Regions from separate parts of the Mus musculus genome. Here all the other regions are linked to region 1. The links are chromatin loops, found by intact Hi-C in ENCODE. Cell type or tissue: heart. All regions are shown on one strand.

Region 1 (5,000 bases):
TGGGAGATTTACAAAATATACATACTGCACTGTCTCTATTTTACAAATTTCACATGCACTTAAAGAGATAAAACACAAAAGATGCCAAACCTGTGTAGTGGCAGCTTAAAAAAATTCTGACAGGTGAGATCACTTTGAAAGTTTAAAAAATACAAGATCACTTTAATTGTAAAAGCAGCTCCATTCAACTGAACAGGACACATATGAAGTAATCTGTCCTCCCGACAATCCCCCCCTGGCTGGCATTAAAAACTGCTCTGAGAAACTGAAGAACATTGCAAAATTGGAGGACAGTCAGTGTCAAAGGTAGGGTAAAGGTCAACTCCCATGATGCTCTGCTCAGCTTTACATTATGCCAAAGAACCAGACTTCTATTGCAGGGAAAAAAAGAGAAGTACACGATTTAAGATTAATAAATGTAAGTCTTCTAGCACATTTCAAAGAACTCCAGAATCACTTTGAAGTTCACCTTCCCTTAATGACTTTCTTGAAACCTGACTCAAACTCTCCTCTTCCTTCGCTATCATTCCTCTTGCCCTCGCCTCATGCAACCAGAGAGAGAAAGGGTCAGCTCATGTGTCTGATAGATAGATGTTTACATCTCTAGAACAAGAAAATGAGGGCAAAATGCTTTTAAACCTTTAAGTTAAAATTTTTGTCTTTTATCTTTACTAATGTGAGCGTTATGTCTTGAAAGATACAAATTAGGAAGGGGAGCCAGGCCTGGTGGACCATGCCTTTAATCCCAGCAATTGAGAGGCAGAGGCAGGTGGATGTCTGTGAGTTCAAAGCCAGCCTGCTCTACAGAGCCAGTTCCTGGATAGTCAGGGCTACACAGAGATACCCTGTCTGGAGGAAAAACAAAACACAACAAAACAAAAACAGCAAAAATCCCAAATTGGACGGAAGGAAGGGGGCAGAAAAATCAAAATTTGGGTTATGGGGGCGTAGAATGGGAGGAGATTTCATTAAGCAAACGAGTCTATTAGATCATGTGTTCTGAATTAAATCTGTTTAAAACAAATAACAAAACTCCTAGCATTTCCTTTATCCAAGTCAGAACGTGTGCCTGAATGGGTATGAAAGCTGCTCTTCACTCTTCCTTAAAAAGGAATGTTTATCTCAACCAAATTAACAACCAAAGGAAAACCTCGGATTTCTGTGGCTTTGCCTGTAAAAGCTGCTGGCTTCACAGTTAGGCCTTTCCTCAGGGAGACACTTTTGTTTCCCGCTTTGTCTCTTACAACAAAGACAAGGGGGGTGGGATGGGGTGTGTGTGTGTGTGAATGCGTTCCTGTTTTGAAAAGCAACAAGTCATGACTTTTTTTCAGGGTATGAAACCAAATAAAACATTCTTTTTCTCTCTGCCTTCCCTAGAAAATGAAAAAGTAGCAACAAATTAAAAAGTAGCAGACTGTATCTCCCACTCGCCTTCTTGGCCTCCTCTTGAAAACCAACTTCACGCTAGGACTCTAGCAGGCAGGGCCCGGCCTTCCAAATGCTTATTTTACTAGACTTGAAAGGAGTAGGGAAGGAAAAGCAGGCGGGAGGGGGCCCGGGAGGAGGACTGTAAGGTCTGACCCTGGAAATTAACCCATCTGGGCTCCAGTTTGGCCCCAGTGAAAAGAGATTATGGTTTGACCACCACTTGACAAGGGCACCGCAGGAGGTCCCCCCCATCTTGGCCACAAAGCCTAGGCTACAGACAGAGCGGTATCACCCTCCCCTCCCAGCCCCCCTTCACTAGAGTGAGAACAACCACTTGCCTTGCAGCAGGGGATTGGACTCACAGCCCTGGCTCATCTCTGGCGCCTGAAAACCTCACCAGTCTCTCTCTCTGCTGGTCTCAACCTTTCCCTTAGGCCCTAGCCGGTCCATATCTTTCACAGTTAGCATCGTCCTGCAAGTCTTAGCCAGAAGTCTTTTCGGCCACTGCCTTTGCCTTTTTTCATCTGGGCCTCCTCTCAAAACCATCTCTCGCCCCAAATCTCTTCTCACCTCCAAATAACTTCTCACTTCCAGGTTAAAGCTCAGTGGAGGGGGCAGGTAGCTTACGGAAACAAGCCCCCACCCAGCAGTTCTCTCCCTACCATGCCTCTCCTCCTGTAAAAGGGTAGAAGAGGCAAGGGTGGGTAAGGACCGGGGCTCATACCGCAGTTTCCCCCTTGCTGCTGTGGCTGAGTCTGTGGTAGAAGCGACGCCATGACTGCAGGGTCTTGCCCGACCAGATCCAGAAGCCCGTAGTGATGCCCACGATCATGGTCATCAGGTACTTGATCATGAAGACTGTAAAGTCGGGGCTCATGGGAGAGAAGTGGCCCGGAGGGCAGGGCACAGCGTAGCTCTTGCAAGTCTGCAGGAGCCAGGTGCGTTCCCAGTGCTCTCGGAAGGCCTGCTCATAAAAGTAGCAGGCCAACACGATGGTGGCCGGCACCGTGTAGAGCACGCTGAAGACGCCGATGCGCACCATCAGCTTCTCCAGCTTCTCTGTCTTGGTGCCGTCGTGCTTCATGATGGTGCGGATGCGAAAGAGAGACACAAAGCCGGCCAACAGGAAGGACGTCCCGATGAAGAGGTAGACGAACAAGGGCGCCAGCACGAAGCCCCGCAATGCATCCACACTAGACAGGCCCACGTAGCACACTCCACTGAGTAGGTCACCATCCACCTGGCCCATGGCCAAAATGGTGATTGTCTTGACCGCTGGCACAGCCCACGCGGCCAGATGAAAGTACTGCGAGTTGGCCTCGATGGCCTCGTGGCCCCACTTCATGCCAGCTGCCAGGAACCAAGTGAGGGACAGAATGACCCACCAGATGGAGCTGGCCATACCGAAGAAGTAAAGCACCATGAAGAGGATGGTGCAGCCCTCCTTCTTGGTGCCCTGCGCCACCGTGCGGTAGCCATCGTCCGAGAAGCGCTCCACGCACACGGCACGGTCCTCTAGCAGGAAGCCTGCCACGTGCGCCACTGCCACCATGAAGTAGCAACCCGACAGGAAGATGATGGGTCGCTCTGGATAGCTGAAGCGACGCATGTCCACTAGGTAGGTGAGCACCGTGAAGAGCGTCGAGGCGCAGCACAGCACTGACCACACACCCACCCAGAGGCGGGCGAACCGTCTCTCCTCTTCTTTAAAGTACATGAGGCCGTTAGCACGGCCCGGCTCACACGGGGCACCGCAGTCACGCTCACCTAGGAAGCGGTAGCCCAGGTAGGGGGGCACCTTGAGCTGGCGCGGACACGAGAAGGGGAAAGACAAGCGGCCTCTGCCATCTGAGGGGGACATCGCAGTGAAAGGTGGGTCTGGCAGGTAGGGAGCAGTAGGGTAGGCGGTGGGACTGCCGCCCGCGCCCCCGGAGCCGTCGGACGTGTTCTGCCCCACGCAGATCTCGCCGGCACCGTGCACTGGGAAGTTCTCGCAGCGCAACCGCTCTGGCCACTGGAAGCCGAACTTGTTCATGAGCGCCTCGCAGCCCTGTCGGGCGCGCTCGCACAAGGAACGGCACGGAGGAATGGCTTGGTCGAGCACGGTGCACACGGGTGCGTACATAGAGCATAAGAAGAAGCGTAGCTCAGGAGAACACTGCACCTTTACCAGAGGGTAGAACTGGTGCACCTCGAGGCCCGCGTCCTCTTGGTTCGTGTGGCCCAGCAGGTTGGGCAGGATGGTCTGGTTGTAGGCGATATCCGTGCACAACGGGATGGAGATGGGCTGGCAGAAGCCGTGGTCCGGTACCGAGATGCCTTTCTCGCCGTGATATGGCTGAGCCCGGGTGTCCGTGGGCAGCGCGCCCAGAAGAGCAAGCACCAGGGCGCAGAGGCCCAGGGGCGAGTGCGACGCCGCCGTGCCGGGGCCCCGCATCGCCGGTCGCGAGTGCAGCGGCGTTCTCAGCTGGAGGAAAAAGACGAGGCGCTGGGGAGAGGCTTGGATACAGGGAGGCGCCGCCGCGCCCGGCGCATGAGAGTCCTCCCGGCGCCGGGGCCGGGCCGTGGGCGGCGCGGAGCCGAGGGTGCTAGGGTGCCTGCACAGCGGGGGCGAGGCCGCCAGCCGAGGGGGCGCCGCAGCCGCCTCCGCGTGGCACTCACGCAGCCGCCGGAGGTTCAAACTCCTGGGCCTGGAGTGGGGGATCGAGGGAAGGGGTGTCGCCTTACCCTCCCCGCCGAGACGTAACGGTGCGGCTTTCTCTGCGGCGACGAGCAACAAGCTTCTCCGGTTACCCTTCAAAGTTTGCCCAAGTTTCTCGAGCCCCGGGCGCACGCCGATACGCACGTCCCCTAAACCGAGCCAGGCCTCCGCCAGGCCAGCGCCCTGCGTCCCTGCCTGCTCGCCCCGGCCGTCGCCTCGGTGGTGCTGCTCCGCCTTCTCTCCTTGAGGCCCCGCGGGCCACTGCAGCCGCCTCTTCTGATTCTGGAGCCTCCTTCAGTCCTAGGAAGGTCGGCCCCAAGTTTCAAGTCAAATGGCTCGTTCTCGCTTTGAGTCTGATCGGTGCTCGGGAGGTAAGAGCTGGACAAGCTGGTTTTGGAAACGGAGTTGCACGGAATCCGAAGCGCCGAGGCCCCTGCACCCGCGGCCTGCCTGCACCCGGCCTCTCCTGCCCCGCGCAGTCCCAGCCCGCGACTCTCCGCGTCCAGCACCGCCCGCCAGGGAAGGAGCGCGGAGTAACGCCTGGGAGCCGCACTGGTGGCTAGAAGAAGCGTCGGGCTTGCAGGGCTGCGGGCCGCCCCGCCCCCTCCCCTCCCCCCATTCACAAACCACTCCGGGGGCGGGCCCCGAGCCCTCTGGACATCCAATAGCGCGCTTTGTTTTCTCTGTGGACCTGTTCCGATTGGGTGGAAGTCGGAAGGGGCGGCCGAGGAAACAAGGAAGGCGGTGCTTAAAGAGCTCTGGGCGGATTCCTGAGGGGAGGGGCGGGGGACTGAGAGAAAAGTTAGGAAAAACTTTTACCCAGAATTTGCTCAAGGGAGAAAAAAACGCACCAGAAAGGGAACTTGCCTGT
Region 2 (5,000 bases), 140 kb before region 1:
TTGATTATTTTATTGGTTTGGCTAGGGGGAGGGGAGCTGTAATAACCTGTTTAAAATATGTTGAGGGAAAAGGGATAGAAAATTAAAACAAACAAACAGACAAACAACTCCTTTAATAGGCTACCTCCATCATCAAGGCTCTCTTCTCCTTTTGCTTCTGTTTCTGTCCAAAACCTTTTGATCTAAGAGAGTCTTTAGATTGTTGGTTTCAAGTCAACCCTGGCTCATGGAATCCACAATAGGATCTAGTTCCAGCTGGCGGCAAAGAAGTCTACAGCAAAGGCCACAACCAAAGGAGACTGAGGACAAAGGACCGTGCCAGGCTGCCTGGGCTGCAGGCCAGCAAGTTCGCAGTAAGCTCATAGGGAAGGTGTGCCTGTGTAGGCAGGGATGAGAAGACGCCAAGGTGGTGTCCGGCCAACTTTATTCTATCCAGAGTTAATGAAATTGTCCACAGTGGTTGTCCAAAGCCTTCCAGAGTCTCAGTAAACCTCAGGTGCATGGACACACAAAAAAGCTGCTTCTAGATGGTTAACATTTACCCCCCACCCTTCTACTCTAACCTAAGCTGGGGGATGTGGTTTGAAACAGCTCAATCATCAATGTGCAATCTACCTAGGGGCCTCTTTCCTTTAAACCCAACTGCCAGCATGTTATCTCGTGAAACAAAACAAAAGCCAAACAAACAAAAGCCCGAAGGCACATGGATGAAAAGGAGAGTCCAAGTCACTGTACGTTGCACACTTACATGCTCTTTAAGGTGTCAGCCTCAGAGGGCTGGTTGTACTCAGCCAGGGAAGTACTGAGGCAGGCAAGGGTCTTGTTCCTTAGTTCTGGGTCTGTGAAAACAGAGAATCCTCCATCAGCAAATGGCCCAGGCAGTTTTACCAGAAGGAAATCAGGCGAGGGGAAATGTCTATGCTAAAGCTGTACACAATGCAGATGAGAGTAACAAACCCACGTGGGGACCAAAGATGGCCTGTGGTAGGTGACATTAAACTCACTAAGGTATCCTCTAGGAAAGAGACAGTATGTGTCTAGAACCAGAAAACTATTTTAGCCTTTAAACAGGACTCTCTCCTGGCTATGTAGCAGATGGAAACAATCCGAAAAGACAAGGCAACCTTTTTGTTTGTTTGTTTGTTTGTTTGTTTTTTCCGAGACAGGGTTTCTCTGTGTAGCCCTGGTTGTCCTGGAACTCACTCTGTAGACCAGGCTGGCCTCGAGCTCAGAAATTCGCCTGCCTCCGCCTCCCAAGTGCTGGGATTAAAAGTGTGTGCCACCATACCAGGCCCGACAAGTCAACTTTTAAATATTTATTTATTTATTTATTTATTTATTTATTACACTGTAGCTGTCCTCAGACACTCCAGAAGAGGGAGTCAGATCTTGTTATGGGTGGTTGTGAGCCACCATGTGGTTGCTGGGATTTGAACTCCTGACCTTCGGAAGAGCAGTCGGGTGCTCTTACCCACTGAGCCATCTCACCAGCCCCTTAACTTTTATAAAAATGTACTTATTTTATTTGTTGGCAATGAAAAATTAGAGACAGTTTAACAGACTTGGGAAGTGACTTATACATGAGTGTGGTACTTAAATTTATAGGTAAGGGCTAGGAACAACTCACAGGTAGAATGTCTTTCTCGCTGTATTCAAACCTTGATACTACTCAGGAGATTAATAAATAGGAAAGAAAAGAAAGATAAATACTGAAAGTGTAGAAAGTATTTATGGTATAACAATAAAAAAATATAGACTATAGAAAAGTAGAAAAGTGATAGAATTCATTAAAACCTAGAGAAGGATTGCTTCGCATACCAGGCCGGCCAGAGTGAACATTCACACCCATCTCAAAAATCAAACAACAATCACAAAAAAACTAGATGGCTAAGGATTGGAAGAGAAAATAGACAAAAGAATATTATGTTAGATTAGAAGATTTAAGTATGTTTAAATTGTTTCCTTAAAAGCCCAGTGTGGTTATAACACTAAAAGCAAACTGCTTTAAACAGTGTTCAGTTTGATAGTGCTCCCCGACCCCCAGGGTTCCTTTGTAACTGGGCTCCCGTTGGCCATTCTCGCACACTGAGGTAATACTCTCACACACATCACCTCCAGCCTTTGGAGTGGGGAGAGTCTATAAGTGTCCAATGTAACTGAGAAATGTACCTGAGAGTTTCTTTTGCTTTCTATATGGGATATTATTGGGTAGTAGGAGATGATTATAGTACCTAAGGTATCTCCATGACAAGGGGACCTCTGTGAGAATTTCTTTATTGAACATGGCTGCCTGGGAGTAGGGAAGGAGAGGGGATGGGGCATGACACATTCTCATTGAAGGCATGCTCTGCCTTGTACTATTTTTCTGAGCTTGGGTACAGAGCACATGATGACCACCAGAGGGCGCAATTGTACCATCCAGAAGTGGAGGCTTACACTGGTGTTACTCCACCCTGTATGATCAGAACTGATCTGTGTGAGCTAGAGAAGGGGGTTTCTTTCCCTTAGGAAAATAACTTGGTATTTAGGCATTGAATTTTGACATCTATAAAATAAACGATGCAGGGTGTAGAACAAAAACCTTGTATACTCATTACCCATGGACTTTCTATTTAGTCGTGTAAGATTTGAATAGTCTCACATATTTGATTCACATTTTTCCAATAATGAAATGAAGCATTTATTTATGAAGAATCATGGCTTTATGGAAGAAAAGAAAGAGACATATGGAAGAGCCAGTGGTATTACGCATCAAGAGAGCAAGCTAGGGAAGCTGAATTTGATTTATAACAACTTGCTCTCGAAGCCATTAACCCACTGAGGGAACTACACTAAGCTTTCACAAGAGAGGTGTCCCTGTGATCGAATTACCTTTGATTTGGTCTCACTATGTAGCCCAGGCTTGCCTGGAACTCAGTCTTCCTGTTTCAGCTTTCCAACTGTGGGATTGAAGATGTGTGTCAGCTCATCTGATGGGACTTTTATGATTGCTTCAAATTGATAGATTAATTTATGGATCATTGTCTTGTCTTGTCTTGTCTTGCCTTTGCTTGCTTGCTTGCTTTCTTTCTTTCTCTTTCTCCCTCCCTCCCTTCCTCCCTTCTTCCCTCCTTCCTTCCCTTCCTCTCTCTCTCCCTCCATCTCTTCCTTCCTTCCAGAAAGAACCTTGCAGCTAGGCTGTGGTGCACACCTTTAATCCCAGCACTCAGAGACAGAGGCAGGCAGATCTCTGTGAGTTCAATACCAGCCTGGTCTACAGATGGAGTTCCCGTAGAACTCCCTGTCTCGGGGGAAAAAAAAAACCAAAAAAACCCCAAAATAGATAAAATAAATAAATAAATAAAAATAGTAAAAGAAAGAAAGAAAGAAGCTTGCTAGGTCCCCCAGGCTGGTCCTAAATGCCACTGCACCCTTTTTAGAATTGTCATCTTTATGGTAACAGCTCTTCCTATCTGTGCTTGCTATATCCAGGGTTATATAGAAGATTATATTTATTCATGTCTATTTTTATTTATTAAAATGAAATCATTTTTCATGTATTATCTTAAAATTATATTTTCCATATATATGTCCACAAGTTAATAATTAGCAATGATTATCTCTGAAAACTAGATCTCTGTGGGGGCTGCAGGGAACCAGCTCATTGAAAACTGATCCATAAATGGAAAGATTGATCAACTGTCCTGCCTCCTTATGTAAACTATACCACTGGCTAAGGGGAATATTCCTCTTTGTTGGCATCTCCCAACTAGTAAATGAGGAAGCACTGATAGAATTCCATCTGGCATTATTTTCGCCAGCCCCAGGACTGATGGATCTATAACTACTGGCATCAAAAAGAGACAAGTGAACATTCTGTGTCCTGAGAGACACAGAACTGGCCTTGCCAAACGGAAGAATGAAACCTGAATCTGATTAAGTCTCTAGACTCAAGGACTGAGTAACAGGAAATAGAAAAGCCATGAAACACAAGAACCCACAACAGGAGGACACAGCAGAATCAACACCATGGGAAACAGGACCAAGTGACCCAATTTTCTGAGCATAAACTAAAAGACGAAATAAACTAAAGTTAGGAATAAATAAACTAAAATTAGAAAGTAGAGTGGAATCTATAATTTAAATGACACATAGATCATATTAACTAATTATAATTAACTCAAAATTTACAACCGTAAAACAAGTAAGAACTTGAAAACTATGAAAACATCGTCAGTATACTTAAGAATTCTTTGGATTTTTAGGTGCCATAATGTCTTAGTTATGTTTCTACTGCTGTGATGAAACATCATGATAAAAGCAACTTGGGGAGAAAGGGTTTACATATCCTGAGTCACAGTCTATTGGGGGAAGCCCAGGTAAGAACTCAAATAGAGCAGGAACCTGCAGGCAGGAGCTGATGCCGAGGCCATGGAAGGGTGCTTCTTACTGTCTTGATCCCCATGGCTTGCTCAGCCTGCTTCCTTATAGAACCCAGGACCACAAGCCCAGGGATGACCCCACCCACAATGGGCTGGGCCCTCTCCCATTAATCACCAATTAAGAAAATGCCCTGTAGGCTTACCTGTAGTTGGACTTTATGGAGGCATTTTCTGTTGAGAGTTGGTCTGGTGCTGTGTCTACAAATGCTAAATTCTGAACCCCAAGATCTGGTTGCCACTGGTGAGCAGATTCTCACATACGTTTGTTGTATAAACCTTGCTCCCCAATTTAAAGCTATTGGTTAAATAAAAGGGACTACAGATAATTACTGGGGAGAATAGAGGTACTTTGGTTACTACTGGGCTGAGGGTCTCAAGTAAGGACCACGAGGAGAGAGGAGGAGGAAGGAGAAAGAGAATGGAGGAGAAGGAGAAAGAAAGACAGAGAAAATGAGGTCTCCATTAGGTGAGATGGACCAGGAACACATGGCCAAACTCTATGTCCCTTGATGGCGCAGAAATAACCTAGGCAAGACTCAAACAGCAAGTACTTAGGGAGCATGGCTGGGGAGTTAGCAG
Region 3 (5,000 bases), 170 kb after region 1:
TGAGTCTGGATATTCTGAGTCAACTGCTTCCTGGCTAGGTGACCCTGGGACAGATATCTGACTCTTAAAGCTACAGCTCTCATCTATAAAGTGTGGATAGGGGCTGGAAGAACTGGCTCAGCCATTAAAGGCTAGGCTCACAACGAAAACAAAGTATGGATGGTAACATTGCTGCCATTTGATAAGGTGGTTATGAATCAAAGCAAGATGGCTTCATTTTACAACTATCTACTGATTAATTTCATGTACCAGTTAAGGGGCATGTGCAAAATTCTTCTGGAAGGACTAGAAGTCACTGGCTTGGCCTCTAGGAAATTCTAGAAATCTTTTTCTTGTAACATATTTTAGCAAAAAAAGCAGTGGCGATGCCGACACAGCGGATTTACGTGGCCCTGCTGCGTTCCTGGCAGGCGAGTAATGAGGGTTCTTCTAGGGAAGGCTCTGCAGGCACAAGGTGGGTAGGCATATGATGGCAGTTTAGATGTGGGGAACGGACAGGTACAGGCTTAACAGGCACTCAGACACACATAGGTAGGTGCTTAAAAACCTGAACATCAACTTTAACGATGTGGGAATCCAGACAACGTTTGGGCCCACGCAAGGCAAACTAAAAGTCAGTTGTGGTGCCTCAAGGTACGCTGGGCTTCCTGAAAGAGGCCAGGATCCCCAAGGTTCTAACTATAAAGAAAAGAGACAGTGTGTTCTTCAACACCCGTCGTGGTAGCTATACCATGGTGGGTCACTGAGCAGCTGGCCTCGAACACTGTGGCAACAAGAATGGAAGCATAGCTTTGGTGGGGCTTTTCTGAGAAGCTAGGCTCTGTGGCAGATACAGTTCAATGATAATTTTTCAGTACTGTGCTGTAAAAAGATTCAGGGAAACAATATGATAAAGAGAAATAGAGCAAAGCTGGATACTGACTCCCGTCCTTTTCAGTCAGGAAACGTCTCTCTGTGAGCCTGGGAAAGCATGTCCTCACCTGTCCTCCAACACTGACCCAGGCAAGTAGCAGTAGAGATTAGCAATTATGTGCAATAAATATTATATATAATATGTAGTATACTGTATATATGTATCATTACATATTGTGCATATACTTATGTATACTTCCTGGTACACAGGGAATATGTTTTAAATGATAGGCTAGCTCCCATTTTATGGCTCAGAGAACTGAAAGTAAAAAACTCCCTCAAGTTCTCCCAGACAATAAATGGAGGAACTTGGACTTTCCACTCAGAAGGTAGCTCCCTCCCTCTGAGTTCAGCCCAGGAAATCTCTCTCTCTCAGCAAGTTACTCATGGCTGCAGCTGACACCAGAGCAGAGGCAGTGTTAGCCTGGATTCTGCGATTTGCTCAGAGTTCTCTGAACCAACACATTAATGGTTTTTTATCCCTTTTGGGGAGAGGATGATTTTCAGTCCAGTATTTGTCTCCTGCATGACTCCCACAGCTCTTACACTGTTATATATATATGTATACATATATATATATACACATACATACATATATATATATATACATACATACATATATATGCCATATATATGCCATATATATGCCATATATATACATACATATCTATATCTATACCATATATATGAAATGATAATTACATAATTCCCCTCCTCCCTTTCCTCCTTCCAACTTTGTACATGTATCTCCCCATGCCTCCCTCTCCCTCTCCTTCTCCTTCTTCCTCTCTTTCTCCCTCTCCCTCTCTCAAATTCAAGATCTATCCCTAAATACATAAATACAACATGCTTAGTCCATTTAATGTTACCTGTATGTACAATCAGCCCTGAGATCATATACATGCAGGGAACATCTTAAAGTGGTTTTACAGTCAGAAGGAGAATTCAGGAGTGAAGCTCCACCATCTGACTAGATTGCTGCTGTCCTTCCCAGTTATTTCTTGCTTCCACCTAGTGGTTAAAAGTTGCAAAAGCAAGCATACCAAAAAAAAAAAATCAAAAAAACAAAACACAACAGGGTGTGGGCAAGGGCACAGATGGATTCCGGTGCCTGTGCCTCTGGGCTTTTTCTGCGTGCAGCTTTTTTTTTTTTTTTTTTTTTTTTTGCCTTTTTGACTTCCACTAAGTTCCCCCAGTGAAAAAACTCCCCAGATGAGGTGCTCTTTCCTGGAACTGAAAACCAGCCTAATCCCGGATGCTTCCCTGTGGCTGAGCTCATGAGGAAATCAGGCGTGCTTTTCAGCAGATATTTCTTTAAAAGTCCTAACAGCCTCAGTGGATGCTGCTCCCTTCTCTATGGGAACAGGCATCAAAGAGACAGGAGTAAAGTGCTTTGCACGCACATCAGGAACTAATTGCCAATTTGGCAAATGCATTGACTAATGTCACGCACTGTTATTTCTAAATCCTCTCCTGTCCTTGACCCCCAGTATCTAGATGTAAACTTGGAACCATTAGTGAAGAAGGATAAAGTCTTCTGGTGCCTCAAATGGAATTGAGAGGGATTTAAACTCAGCGCTTTTGAGCGTGGTGAAATGAACTCAGCAGTACCTTAATGCTAGGATTTGAGCTCACCCAGCGTGAGAGCTTTCAAAAACTGTGTTTAAGGAAGCAAACAGAGCCCGGCAGACCCTTTCAGGGGAGCAAACAGGGCTGGACCGAACAGTCAGTGACACATTAAAAACCACAACTGCGCTGTGATCATGTGGGCAGAAGAAAAAGTTCCTCTTTATCACAAGATCTTTGCATCTAATGAGACGGTGCCTGGACTGCCTCCAGAGAAGCAGGCCTCCGTATATGTTAACAGAGACACGTCTAAATATTTAGCTGATTCCCTGAAAAGCCCTATGTGATTTTGAAGCAAACAGGTCTCCAAGGTAAGACCTTGTCGTCTGTTGCCATTGAAAATCTAGACAAAAAGGGGACTTGGAAAAGAAAAATTAAATATATATATATATATATATATATATATATATATATATATATATATATATATATATATATATATATATATATATATCGTGATCAAAAGCATGAATGCTACCATTTCATTTTCTCTCAGAATGAACTATATTTTAATGCCCTTCAAGGGCTTAGGACAAACACCACAGCAGTTGTTACATTGTCTCAACTGAGTCTGTTTCTCTTCTCTGGTAGGCTTTCTGTCTGGATAGGGAAACCCGCACTGTGTGGGTGGGCATAGCCTCTGTTTAGTTGGCCTCAGAATGCCTGAGGTTCCAATGACTCTGAGTGCATTTTCTTGTGAATGGAGGGAGGAGGTACCAAGGCTGGGGGAACTTTGTAAAAACATCTAAAGGCTTCTGTTGCTCAAATTCACACTACTGTCTCTCGGTTAATAGACCTTAGCCAAGATGAACATCTGGTTTGTTCTAAGCCTCTGGGTTCTCCAGTGCCACAAACCCAGCCCAGATAGCCTTGTCAGTTGGGGCTTTAACCTCTTCAGACATTGGGGTAGAAGAATTCCCTTTAGGACTCTATCTTTGCTTGGGGCTGCTTAGGGAGAGTCACTAAAATCTCCCCCTCCCCCATGCAGGCCAGCAGCCTCAGTGCCGTCAGCTTGATTAATGTGTCTTGGCTAATTGTGTGAAAGATAGCAGCCCTTTAATGAGTGTGACCAGTGTATTGTTCAGCCAATCATAGACACCTCCGTTAGCATGTGAAAGGGGGGTGCCTTGCAGGAGGAGGCTAGGGAGTGCTGGAGGCTGAGTCAAAGGATGAGAGTTTGGGGTGGGGTGGGGGTGAAGAGCAACACCCACTCCTTTGAGGGGAAGTTACCGTGCTCTGCTAACCCTGCAAACCTCCTAGTCAAAGAGCTTTTTCTCCTCCCTCTTTTTTCAAGATCTGTTTTTTTCCCCCATGGCACAAGCAGGCAAGGCCCCGGCTACTCTGCAGATGGAGTTCACGTCGCAGGGTTTTTAATATTTCACTTTTATATTTCTGTTAGAGGATGATCCTGCTGAGAGTCTGGGAATCCAGGCTCGTCAGAACCCCCCCGCACTGACACTTGGATATACCGCTCTGAAAGCCATCCCAGGAGGAAAGATTAAACAACAACAAAAAAAGAGTCTATTTTTCAAAGCCTACTTCTCAATCTGCCCACATCAAAATAAGACAACTGGCCCTTTGAAGTGGAGGACAGACAGTTCTCAGCCAGCTTGCTTAAAGTGAGGAGTGGGGAAGGAGGAAGGAAGGAAAGAGGGAAGGAAGGGGAAAAGGGGCAGTCTTGTTCAAGATACATCCCTCTCTCCTTCCAGACTCACTCAGGTACAAGCAGCTACAATCAGCCACAGCCTAAAGCCCTGCTCACTAGAACTGGGAGAAAGCTAGTTCTTACTGGGGTCAGCACTGGGAGATTTTTAATGTCTCTACCAGAATCAGTATGGTTCCTTACCCAGGCAAGACTTACCCAGGCAAGGCCTAGCAATATCGGCCAATGGATGGAGGCTGTGCTGTTCACCCAAGTGCACAGCAGCCAAACATCTTTGATTGTGCTGGGTAGAGAGTGTAGCAGGACTTTAGCTCAGTAGTACACAGCACATGGATTTCTAAATGGCCAAATGACTGGAATGAATATTTCTTAAAAACAAAACAAAACAAAACAAAACAAAGTGACTGGCCAAGGAACACACACACACACACACACACAGAGTCACCAATAATCCTCAGAGAAATGAGCATCAGGACCAAGAGGCTAAGTCAAATGGCAGTTAGAGTAGACTCTGTCCACAAGACAAAAAGTAAGCTGGGTGTGGTGGGATATGCCACGTGGGAGGCTGAGGTAGAAGGGTCACTGTAATGTATGAGGCCAGCATGGGCTACAGAGTGAATTCCAGGCCAGCCTGAGCTATATAACAAGATTCTGTTATGTACCCCCAGATACAAATGATGGTGGTGGTGATGATGATGGTGGTGGTGGTGATGATGATGGTAAATGCCAGTAAGGATATGGAAAAAGTGGGGCTCTCACTATTCTCACTATTGCTAGGAATGTACGTGAGCACAGTTGC
Region 4 (5,000 bases), 100 kb before region 1:
TGGTGGCTCACAACCATCTGTAACAAGATCTGACTCCCTCTTCTGGAGTGTCTGAGGACAGCTACAGTGTACTTACATATATTAATAAAATAAATCTTAAAAAAAAAGTTATTTATTTAGCTGGGCGTGGTAGTGAATGCCTCCAGTCTTAGCACTTTGGGGGCAAAGGCAGATCTTTGGGAGTCAGAGTGCATGCAGCGTTGTCTATATAGTGAGACCCTGTCCAAAAAAAAAAAAAAAAAAGTAAACTTATTTACTTATTTGATTTTTTTGATTTTTCCATTCAGGGTGCTCAGTTTGGTTTTGAAGTAGATACCACATTCCCAACCCCCGGTTCAGCCTCCAGGGTCCTGCGATTATGTGAGTATGTCTCCATCAAATTGAAAATTTACAAACTCTTTTTATCTTTCCTTTTTCATAGAATAAAGACGACTAGGGGAGGAGAGCAGAGACCACAGGCCCAGGGACGCGACGTGAAGTTTGAACCCAGAGCACCCTAATTTTGTGCTCCCTAACAGATGCTTGAGAACAAAACACAAAAATCAACAACCATAGATGGAATCATGATTGACTTATGGTTTTGATTTGCACTTTCAATATTCAGTCACTCTGGACGTGATAGCATATGCCTATAATTTCAGTGAGGTAGGATGGCCAGTCTGGGCTACATAGTAAGACTCTGGCTCAAAAACGAACAACAGTAACAACAAAAAAGGAAAAGGAAAGGAGGAAGGGGAAAGAGGAAGAAGAGGAGGAGGAAAAAAAGAGAGGGGTGATGGGTTCAGTTTGCTCCCTGGGGAATATTTAGCAGTGGGTGGAAACACTTTGGTTGTTATAACAGTGCACACAGAGGGTGGACTCTGGGCAGCCCAGGCTGGCTCCTCCTCACCAACCGTCTGGAACCTTGATGTTGCCCAGTATTAAATCACAGATTCCAGGAGATCACAGATCTCAGGTTGCCTCGGATGATTTTGACTTTCTGAGCCTTTCTTTCCGAGGGCTGATATTGCAGGTGTGTGACCGTGCCTGGGTTTTATGTGGTCCCAGGGATAGAATGCAGGGCCATGTGCATTCTAAGATAGACCTCAACCAGCTGAACTACAGCCCCAAGCCCTAGTCATCTGTGCCTCTGTGTGTGTGTGTGTGTGTGTGTGCGCGCGTATGCGTGTGCGTGTGTGTGTGTGTGTGTGTGCGCGCGTATGCGTGTGCGTGTGTGTGTGTGTGTGTGTGTGTGTGTGTGTGTGTGTGTATAAGAGTATTCCGGATCAGACCCAGGGCCTTGCCTATGGTAGTCAAGCCCTGCCACTAAACTATAGCTCATATTCTTGCCTACTACTATTATTTTAATATGATTTGGTCTTTTGATTATGTTTCTAACTCTCTATGTTTTCTTTTTAAAAATGAAATGCAATCCTCACCGAGGATCGACAGTATTATTAACGTTAATGAAATGATTGCATATTTTTCTTTTTTACTTTCTCCTCTCTCACTGCACGGATGTATTAATATCTCCTTCTGAAACTTCCATTTACAATTTTAAGATTCTTTTTAGGTGCTGGGCACCTCACCCAACCTCAAGCCTCTCCCCAGAGGCCTTGGGGAAGAGGAAAGGCGAGAGCCTGCGATTGATGTCAGCGACCCGCAGAGGGAAGAGCAGTCCTGGACTCTGAAGGCAGCCCAGAAACTAATTTCTCTTAATCAGTTGTAGGGCCCCAGGAGGACCCACAAGGCAGAGGGGGAAATAAATCTGAAGGAGAAAACCAAATTCTATGAGGGGCTGGAAAGACCTGTATTTTCAAAAGGGCACCATACCTTTAGGACTTAAGCGCTGGCAGGGCCCCATCCCTGCGCAGCTATTAATATGCAAAAAATGCCTTCATAAATACTTGATTCTGCTCACAGTGGGGAGGCCGTTCATTTGAAAGGGGAAATGGGAGCTTGGAGTTGAAACACGTCTGCTTGTCTTCTTTCTCTTTTTTCATCGCTCTTTTCATCTCCACGCAACTCCCCTTGTAGTCTTCTTCCCCCTATTTCTCTGACTTCTCCCCACTTCTAACTCCAAGGAAGTTGCTGATGGCAGCTGCGGCGCTTTTTTTTTTTTTTTTTTTAAACTGATGGACTTGGCTCTGAGGCCCGGAACCTCCGGCTAGGTGTAGAAGGGGTGCCTAAGGGCCTTTACTTGAAAGTGGAACTGGGAGGCTAGAGCCCCTCACCCTTTCGGCTTTGGCCTTAGCGACGCGGCCACTGAAGACTCAGAGCAGAGGTTTTCAGTACTACCGGGAGGGGGCGCACGGGGGCAGCCTCCGGACCCCAGAGCTGAACTTGGACAGCAATACCAGACTTTCTTTCCCTCATACTTCCCAGCCTAGGTATGTGACTTCTCAAAGGTCTGTTGTTTCCAAAAGGTTCCACCTTTGGGATTCTCACTGTGACTTAAACCAAACCAAGCCAAACCAAACCAAACCTCCACCACCAACAACAAAACTAGACAAATGTATTATGTGTGAGTGACCTTACATGACCAGACCCTAAAGGATGGAGGGACGAGCTGAGTCAGTAGGGATTAAAAGAAAAGAAAGACGGGCTTAATTGCTGCTGCTACTACTGTTGCTGCAAGCCTGCTTTGTGCTTCAGAGCAAGAAAGGTCCTAGGTCCTAGAGAGGCAGGGAGGCCACTGGTTGGGCCAGTGGCCCATCAAGGTGGGTAAACTGAAGTCTGTTGGGTAGAAATTTGTTTCTAAAGCCTTTCCAGATGCTTTATGGTAAACATAAAATTAGTCATTTATGTGGAGTAGGTTGAGGAAGTAGTTAAAATCCGAGGCAGTGATTAACCTAATAAAGTGCCCTGAGCCTCAAGAAGGGGGAGGGGTGAGAGAGGCAGGAGGAAGTCCTTTGTACCCTACACCCCATTTTTCCTGGCTTGGGGACTGGTGGGGCTCCCTAGACTTTTCCTCATAAGGCTTTTCCCCTCGGGGTTCCTTTTCAAAGGCAGGCAGGCTATGGTAACACCAACCAACCAAGAAGCTCAGATGGGAACCTTTCTCCATTTGCAAAGGAGGTACAAGATATTTCCAGAGTTTGTGAACTTACCAAGGCCTTGCAGATGAACCAGGCTTGGAGCTTAAGATCCAAAGTTCAGTCTGACTGCAAAGTTCATAATTTAGTCTATAGTTAACTTGTCATGGCTGGGTCACTCTTTGAAGGGTCCTCCAGTAGAGCCATAGGGATACATGAGTTTGGACCATGCAGGGAGTATTGGTATGGCCTTTGGAGCTATGGGATTTCCAAAATATATTGTATTTTCTTAGTCACAACTCTGTAATTATTATTGCTATTGTTATTACTTAAGGTCTTCGGATCCTTTATGAAAAGTGTCTTCAATGGAGGCAAACCACACACACACACACACACAAACACACACACAGACAGACAGACAGACACACATAGTATGTGTGTGTCTGTGTTGTTTCTGAGGTTCTTCAGTAGTGGAGAAGTGGCTTAGATATGCTTTTCTTCAATGGAGGCCTGACTTGGGCCTGGTGTTTTAACCTGAAAGGTCAGTTCAAATATTGTGCAAACAGACTCATTTCTGCTCTGATTGTAAGGAAGTGCTGGGGAAAAGAGGGAAGGCCAGAAGCAGCAAGAAGTTGGAGATAAGAGGCTTGGCGAGCCTGCCCTGGAGGCTGTCTGAGAGCGGAGGGACCTAGGCAACCCCTGGAGCAGTGGTATAGCATCTGCCTCAGGAGTTCCCAGTCCCTGGATCCAGCTCTAGGAATTCCCTACTAGCTTCTCTTGAGAGACTGAAGACACTGTCACCCTCAGAGCTTCAGACAGAGGACCGCTTATCAAAAAGTCTGCACACATCCCTTGAAACATTAGATATTTCCAAGCCATTCAAATCGGCACCTTCCTTCTTCATAATTATCCTACCTGTGTGCGTACGTGTGAGTGTGTGCGTGTGTGGTGTATGTGCTCATGGGTGTGTGTGCGTGTGTATGGAGGCCAGAGATTGACATCTGGTGTCTCCCTTTATTGTTCTCCATGTTATTTGTTGAAACGGTCTCTCACTGAACCTGGAGTGCATCCATTTAGCTGGGCTGGCTGCACAATGAGCTCCAAGGATCTGCCTGTCTCCTGCTCACCTCCCACAATGCCACGATTACAGATGTTTGCAGCTGTACCTGTCAGGCTTTTTATGTGGGGTCTGGAGATCTGAACTCAGACCTTGCCTTTGTGGCAGGCTCTTTATAGACAGAGCCATCTCCCTAGCTCCTCTCCTTGATGCCTTAAAACCAACAAGCAAACAACAAACTCGATCGCTATTTTCTTTCCTGATTTGGAAGGAAAAATGTGATTCTCGGCTTGTGGCTGCTGGTGTCTGTATTCTTATTCTAATTCTGACTTTGCAGAAGTCTGGGAAAAGTCAGCTCTGCTTCTTCACACACACACCACAATCCAGATTCCAAGCTTGAGAGTAAAGAAACCTGGTGACGGTACAGTTTACCTGCTCATTTTACTGATGAGACAAATGAGGCCCAAGGAGATGAAGAGGCTCACTCAGGGTCACACAGCAAGTTAGGACAAGAATCCCAGACAAGTCTTGACTCCCAGTGTTGTGCTCATTCACAGTCAATACTGTACCTGACTCTCTGCAGCTTGAGCCAAACGTGAGGAGGTTTCATAAAGATTTCCATGAAGACTGGCTCCGGCTCCAGCGTTTGCTGCAGTGAAAGTCGGAGAGAAAGGGCATCGAGGTGTCAGATCTAGGTCTCATGAACTTTCATACGAACCATAACCATATGTGCTCAGCTCATGCACATTAAAGATTATAAGCCCACACCTATAGCATTCCCAGGTATAACCCATAGTGTCTGGAAATATGTCTAAACACCTTGTTGAGTGGGGTTAAGCTTTATATTCAAATTTAGACCTTCTTGTTTTGATTGGTATTTAAAAGAACAAAAGTAGATTCTTTGTGCTATCGGAATTCAGATAAAGCTG

The links. Hi-C counts contacts between places; a loop is a spot of excess contacts. Peaks named below come from ENCODE experiments on the same cell type or tissue, not always from the same donor. Only the 100,000 strongest peaks of a DNase experiment are listed, where the experiment ranks them.
Region 2: it touches region 1 in a loop (5-fold over the local background); 11 of 42 quality-filtered maps call a loop at or near these places.
Region 3: it touches region 1 in a loop (4-fold over the local background); 15 of 42 quality-filtered maps call a loop at or near these places.
Region 4: a loop joins it to region 1, with 5 times the contacts of the local background. A loop is called at or near these places in 15 of 42 quality-filtered maps.

The regions. Positions count from the first base shown.
Region 1 is chr1:59,481,825-59,486,824 of GRCm38, reverse strand. Fzd7 (frizzled class receptor 7) reads right to left here and starts at 4,678. Exons shown (of 1, transcript NM_008057.3): 1 at 1-4,678. The coding sequence starts at 3,865. The coding sequence ends at 2,147. In heart, CTCF peaks have their summits at 2,701, 2,900, 4,443 and 4,644; DNase peaks (open chromatin) are centred at 2,824, 3,254, 3,924 and 4,824; H3K4me3 peaks cover 5,000 bases; H3K27ac peaks cover 4,260 bases; H3K27me3 peaks cover 1,559 bases.
Region 2 is chr1:59,620,926-59,625,925 of GRCm38, reverse strand. It overlaps Gm973 (predicted gene 973), which reads right to left. Exons shown (of 19, transcript NM_001357842.1): 12 at 749-839. Among named protein-coding and RNA genes, the nearest start is that of Gm33833, 3.5 kb to the right of the region's middle. In heart, a CTCF peak has its summit at 2,388 (motif pointing right); a DNase peak (open chromatin) is centred at 2,355; H3K27me3 peaks cover 199 bases.
Region 3 is chr1:59,313,844-59,318,843 of GRCm38, reverse strand. All of the region lies in intron 10 of Cdk15 (cyclin-dependent kinase 15), which reads right to left. Among named protein-coding and RNA genes, the nearest start is that of Gm51625, 52 kb to the left of the region's middle. In heart, a CTCF peak has its summit at 1,925 (motif pointing left); a DNase peak (open chromatin) is centred at 2,663; H3K27ac peaks cover 324 bases; H3K27me3 peaks cover 3,218 bases.
Region 4 is chr1:59,582,116-59,587,115 of GRCm38, reverse strand. It overlaps Gm973 (predicted gene 973), which reads right to left. Exons shown (of 19, transcript NM_001357842.1): 10 at 4,641-4,720. Gm39648 (a long non-coding RNA gene) reads left to right here. Exons shown (of 3, transcript XR_865454.2): 3 at 422-718. Among named protein-coding and RNA genes, the nearest start is that of Gm39648, 12 kb to the left of the region's middle. In heart, a CTCF peak has its summit at 2,276 (motif pointing right); a DNase peak (open chromatin) is centred at 2,273; H3K4me3 peaks cover 251 bases; H3K27me3 peaks cover 1,922 bases.